Linked DNA regions of Homo sapiens: region 2 is linked to region 1. A link is a contact called in ENCODE Hi-C or POLR2A ChIA-PET data. All regions are on one chromosome and are shown on one strand. The core of a region is the stretch at or near the end of the contact, and the rest is flanking DNA. Distances in the headings are between cores, read along the strand shown. Region 1 overlaps LOC101927189 (a long non-coding RNA gene). Region 2 has its middle 52 kb from the start of TINAG-AS1.

Evidence for each region. Hi-C counts contacts between places; a loop is a spot of excess contacts on that map. ChIA-PET counts read pairs that join two places held with the same protein, here RNA polymerase II (POLR2A). Pooled maps may share reads with other maps.
Region 2: a loop to region 1 is called in a pooled map, with 3 times the contacts of the local background. The contact joins two enhancer-like sites. A Hi-C loop is called at or near these places in 1 of 168 maps with a recorded cell type or tissue (endothelial cell of umbilical vein), 1 of 37 single-sample maps with no recorded cell type and 3 of 50 pooled maps. POLR2A ChIA-PET finds 5 or more read pairs at or near these places in 1 of 52 experiments (GM12878).

Annotation. Positions count from the first base shown.
Region 1 is chr6:53,983,190-53,986,102 of GRCh38, reverse strand. All of the region lies in intron 2 of LOC101927189 (a long non-coding RNA gene), which reads right to left. Among named protein-coding and RNA genes, the nearest start is that of MLIP-IT1, 14 kb to the left of the region's middle. RefSeq lists an enhancer at 1,277-2,476. Within about 2 kb of position 1,387, at least 2 of the 41 ENCODE cell types and tissues checked have a DNase peak (open chromatin) inside an H3K27ac peak, as active enhancers do; they include endothelial cell of umbilical vein, where a contact is called at or near this core.
Region 2 is chr6:54,418,588-54,421,500 of GRCh38, reverse strand. No RefSeq gene overlaps it. Among named protein-coding and RNA genes, the nearest start is that of TINAG-AS1, 52 kb to the right of the region's middle. Within about 2 kb of position 1,445, at least 5 of the 41 ENCODE cell types and tissues checked have a DNase peak (open chromatin) inside an H3K27ac peak, as active enhancers do; they include endothelial cell of umbilical vein, where a contact is called at or near this core.

The sequences.
Region 1 (2,913 bases), core at 138-2,637:
TCATTTGAGGATTAGGATTGAGAAAATCACAGGTCAACAATAAATACCTTTCTCTTTCTCTCTCTCTCTTAAATCTCTCTCTCTCTCTCTCTCTCTCTCACACACACACACACACACACAATGATTCAAAGATTCTTTAAGAAATTTGTTTCAAATTTTCACCATCATTTATAAAGCTCTTTAATCTGTTAGTGATAATTACGTGTTTATAGAAATCAAGGTGACAGACAATATAAGAGAAAATGAAAGAGAGAAACCAAAAATAAAGAAAATAAAGGGAGAGAGAAAAAGATGAAGATAGAGTCAGAGGTAGATATGGAAAAAGAGGCAAAACGTGAAGTGGCAGATCCAGGCATAAAGAAACAAATGCCTCAGAAGACAGAGACAGAGAAATCTTGAGTAAGGAAGCAACATAGAAGATTGTTGACTTCCCCCAAACTAAAACTACTTGATAAAGTAGAGGAAAAATGATCCAAGAGCATTTAAGTTGTTTGTTGGCTGACATTTCATTTAGCTGGCTGGTCTCCTAAGCTGCCAATTTTCTCCTTGTGACTCTGTGGTAAGAAAGATCGTGCACAGTTCCTATGGTTCCTCCACAAAGCAGCAGAACATTCTCTGTAATATTCTCTGCAATGAAGAGCACATTTCTGAGGCAACACTAAGAAGTCAAGAGTTTCATTTAAAAGGGGGCTTCTTAAAGTAAGAAGTCCCTTTGGATGTATGCAGCAGTATCATAGCACCTGGAATTTTGGAGTTAGCACTGAACACTTCATTTTCTTCTAATCGGTTTCATAGCACTGGGGTGATTATACTTGGGGAAGCAGGAGGGGTGAGATGTAAATGCAGCCAAGGCATGTATATGATGTCTAGGTGGCTCCACCCTAAATGAACCCCAGGATAGCAATAGAGAAAGCACAACATATTCAGCTGAAATTAAAAATGAATCAGAATTAATCTAGATATGCTGAAAACTAGAATGATATATGCTTCTTCTGCTATAATTTTTCTGCTTTTTGTTTGGAGTAGAAGTCAGATTTATCCTCTCTGAATCTCTGATTCATTATCCATAATGCGCGGACACCAGCAACCTACCCTATTTACCCTGAAGGATTATGAACATCAAATGAAATAATGTCTGTGAAAACACTGTAAAATTTTCCAGGACTGAAAAATTGTGGACTCATAAAAAAAAATTCTTTCTGGATAGGTGGCAGAGTAAACAGCCTTGGAGAACAGAAAGATGCTAAGCCAAAGCCATCTCCAAGCAGAAAAACCATTCCCAACAGGACCATGCCCTCCCACTAGGCATTTGGCCAAAAACTCTCAGAAGCCATGGTACGGAGGCTTAGGGACAGGGTTAGCCAATGGGAATATTAGGCACACAAAAGTTCCGTTTCTGCCTCTCAGAGTTGATTTAAACAGATGTTCTATCCATTCTTCATTTGAACAAGCTGTTATCAAGTTGGTTTCAAATTACTAGGGAAGAAAAACTGAATACACCCTTCCATCCCTCGAATTGCAGATTAGAAGTGGCTATATAGGCGCTGCTGGAGAAGAACAAAATGAAGCTTCTCCTATGAGTAGGTTCCAACCTTGGTCTTAGCTGTCACTCACCAACCCTTGGTTTTGTGTGTGTGACTCACAGAATGAGGATCCTGGGCAGGGGTGCATTTTTCCCAGGTCCCAGGCACCCCTGGCTCTCAAATGAACATTTGATTCCACAGAGTCAGACAATGACCACACAGAGGAAATGAATCACAGTCATGTCATCACTTATATGCTTTTCCAGTTATTTGGGATAATTATACTCTGACGCATGATTGAGTGAGTTCTTTAAAATTTAGAACTTTGAAAACCACATAGAATCAATTATTAATGTTATCTAGAAACAACCTCCTAATTGTGCCTAAAAAGCAAGTAGTTGGACAAAAAGACTCAGAAAAGTTCCTTCCAGAATGGTAATATTGGTTTGTTTTTATTTCCCTAGTTATATGAAAGGTGGATCTAATCATGATTTTGTGACCTTGATAGAGAAGTCCAAATAGAGCGCACATACCCCCAGAGTAGGCAAAAAGAAATGATCATAACTACAATTTATATTTATTTTTTACCTAATATTTTTAACAATTATAACATTGTGTATATTTATGAAGTGCATAATGCCAAAATGCACTTAAACAATTTAAATATTTACATGATACATAAATAAAAATTTTCATTAATATCAGTGCCCTATCCCCAAAAAACTTTGCAGAACGTGGAAATACAATGAAGTATATTCTGCCATGTAAAAAAAAGTCACATGTTGCCTGGTAGTTTGGTTGATACTAAAGGCTCGGTTCTGTCCCAAGCTAACATGTGTCATAGGCTAATATTAAAATCCTTTAACTTTTATCCTAAGTGCAACCAGTAAAATAGTGAAAATCCATTAATGTAATCAATTACAACTGATATAGTTTGGATGTTAGTCCCTCCAAATTTCATTGAAATGTGACCCCCAGTGTTGGAGGGTGGGCCTGGTGGGAAGTGTTTGGGTCACGAGGGTGGAGCCCTCAGGAATTCCCTGTGAAACTGAGTTCTTGATCTATTAGTTCATGTGAGAGCTGGTTGTTTAAAGAGTCTGGTGCCTCCCTCCCCTCTCTCTTGCTTCCTTTTTCAACATGTGACATACCTGCCTTCCCTTCACCTTCCACCATGACTGGAAGCTTCCAGGGGCCTCCACAGAAGCCAAGCAGTTGCTGGTGCCATGCTTATACAGCCTGCAGAACTGTGAGCCAAACAAGCCTCTTTTCTTTTTAAATTACCCAGCCTCAGGTATTTCTGTATAGCAAGGCAAAACAGACTAATAAAACAACTAAAGCAGAAGTAACGGAGACTGGTCTAGTGGCATTACAGATATCATTGTATAACACC
Region 2 (2,913 bases), core at 196-2,695, 440 kb before region 1:
CTTGTTTTCTACTTTAGTATCCTATTAAACAAAAAATATCAACCTCCCCAAACACCTCCAACTTTTGTGCTGGACTTTTGGATGTACAAGCTCTTAATTTTTCTTTGATATTTCTCTTTTTCTTCAAAATTATCAGACATTTCTGAATCTTTCTACTTTCCCCTCTTGCATTAGTGCCTTCTTGTCTGAATTCACCTCTCACTTCCTCCAGATAAATCAACAATTTATTTAATGTAGGATTCTAAGTCAAAATATTTTAGGCAAAATCTTCAAATAACTTCACACTTGAAGTTATTTAAACTTTAAGACCTGCATAACAGTGGTTTATTTAGTTTTTAAAATCCATTCTGAGAACCCAAAGGACAGAGGCTGAGAATGTTTCAATTTCAACCACCAGCTAGATGATGTGCTCCTATAAGATGGACCATTAACACTTCACGTCAAAGTCTATCCTGGGGAAAATCTTCTAAAGTAGGACTATTAAACTAGACCACTCAAAGAGCTATACTGACACCTGTATGAAAAAGCTATAGTTCTATAAATGCTAGGAATTTATATTTCTATAAGTTCAGCTGATCTAATTGAGATATATTACCTTAGGGTCTTAGGAGGCTTTAGCTAAAAAATTATTAAAAAATTGTTAAACAATAATAGCATATATATGCCATAAATAAAATTGATTTAACAATTTTATTAATTTCATAAATATTTACAGAAAACCTAGTGTATATAAGTCATTGTTTATGGTTCTGAGGGTACAGAATGATCAAGAAAGAAAATGTTTTTGATCTAAAAAAACTGACATTCTTGTGGGAGAAAAATTCAATAAAATAACAAAAAAATTTAGATTGTGATAAGGTCTAAGAAGGATATAAAAAATGGATAGTAATATAGACAGGAAGTAGACCTGAGAGTAAAGGGCTCTATGAAGAAAGTTATTGAGGAAGGCATCCCTTAGGAAGTAAACTTTAACTCAGACCTGATTAAATTTTAAACTTTGTGCCAGCATTTGGTTTAAACCAGAAAAGTTTTGGTAAAGAAAAGGTTTAGAAAAGGCAAAGTACATAAGTGAGCATAATAAAATTAAAAAAAATAAAAGTAATTTATAGGATACATTTGTGCTATGTTATAATGAAAGTTGAGAATGTGTTTTTTAAAGCAGACTTTATTATATTGGTAAGTATTCACTGGATATGATTGAAAGCTCTAGTGAGTAAGTTATTACAGGAAGATACACTCTGTGCACTCTAAAATGATAGAAGGAAGATAAAAAGCAGAAGTCTTATTAAAAATCACCTATCTATATTTTTACCCAGGATGACCCACATTTTCTGTTCAAATCACCGCCACAGAGGAAAATAGGATTTGTCATGCTGGATTAGATCATTGCTCTATTACATGTGCAATGCTGATTCCAGCATGAGTCAAATATTTGTTGCATCAGACGAAAGTAAAAGCTTCCAAAACAAGTTGTCATACTTGCCGTGCTTTCAACTGCAGTCAAAATTCCATGTAGAGCTATACTTCAATCATTGAGCTCCTATTTTAGATATAAGACTTTTTTTAAGAAGTTTAAGACACTATATTTTATAGAGGCCTCAATAAATGTGAAATATGGTCACATCTTCCAGCTTCAATTCTCCTGCTCTAAATGTTTCTCTTTATCTCCCATCTATATTCATTTTGTGCCATGGAAGACAGGGGAGAAAAAGAGGCAGTAAACAGCTATATAGTTCCATAGGACATGGTTGAAGCAACAACCATGTTCATCTTTTAGGCTGCTGCATAGAGATTTTCTTTCTGCTTCAAAGAAGCCTCAGGATGTTAGCTTTACTCTATTTTACAAAGGATACATTGTATGAATTGTTATGGTCCATTAACCTGCAGGAATAACTCATTGTAATGCTGTAGAACTTTTTCTAGCTAATCTGCATAAGAGTCAGTATAGACCCTACTCATATAAAAAGATGGTTAATTATGAATAGAATATTTTCATGCTGAATGCAGGGATTGTATTTTATATATCCATCCCAACCAGGCTTGCTTTATATTCCATATTCCCTTGCACATTGTAGGTGCTCAATAAATGATTAGCCTGTCAAATTTGTCTTCCTAATTAAAGAGTTTAGGCCATTTATATTTATTAGGATAACAAATATATTTTGTTTTGTTACATTGTGTTATGTTGTGCTTTCTATTTTTACTATGCTTTTTTATTCTTATTTTTCTTTTTCTATATTGATATTTCTTGTTACTTTTCCTTTTACAGGTTTTCAAATTATAAAATATATTACTATATTTTAGTGTTATCTTAAAATTTTAAACGTACATTTAACTTAACAAAATGTAAAGTTAGTCAACAGTCTTACCAATAGTGCAAGCAATATGTGGACAGTAGAATGCTTTAACTCTTGTCATCCATTCTCCATTATATCCTAATAACTAATATTTTAGATTTAACTTTTTTAGTCTTAACTCCAGAAATTAGGAACAATTACTAATTTATACAGTCAATAATTATTTACATTTATCCACAAAGATTCCAGCTTTTGTTAACCATTCCTTTTTCAATTTTAGGCCTTCCTTCTGGGATTATTTTTATTCTTCCTGAGGTACATCCTTTGGCATTTCCTTTAGTGTGCATATGTAGGTGACAAAGTCATTTTTATTTGTCTGAAAATATCTTTATTCTACTTCTATTTTAACTGTAGTTTCATTTGTTATAGAACTCTAGTATTTCTAGATTATAAGTGTTTTTTGCTCAAGGTTTGAAGTTATCATTTCATAACTTCACTATTTTTTGGCTTCTAATACTTTAAAGAGGTATCTTTTAAAAAGATATCTCTTCCATCACTCTAATTTCTTTTCCTTTGTAGATAGCCTGCCTTTTCTCTCTGCAGCCAGATATTATTT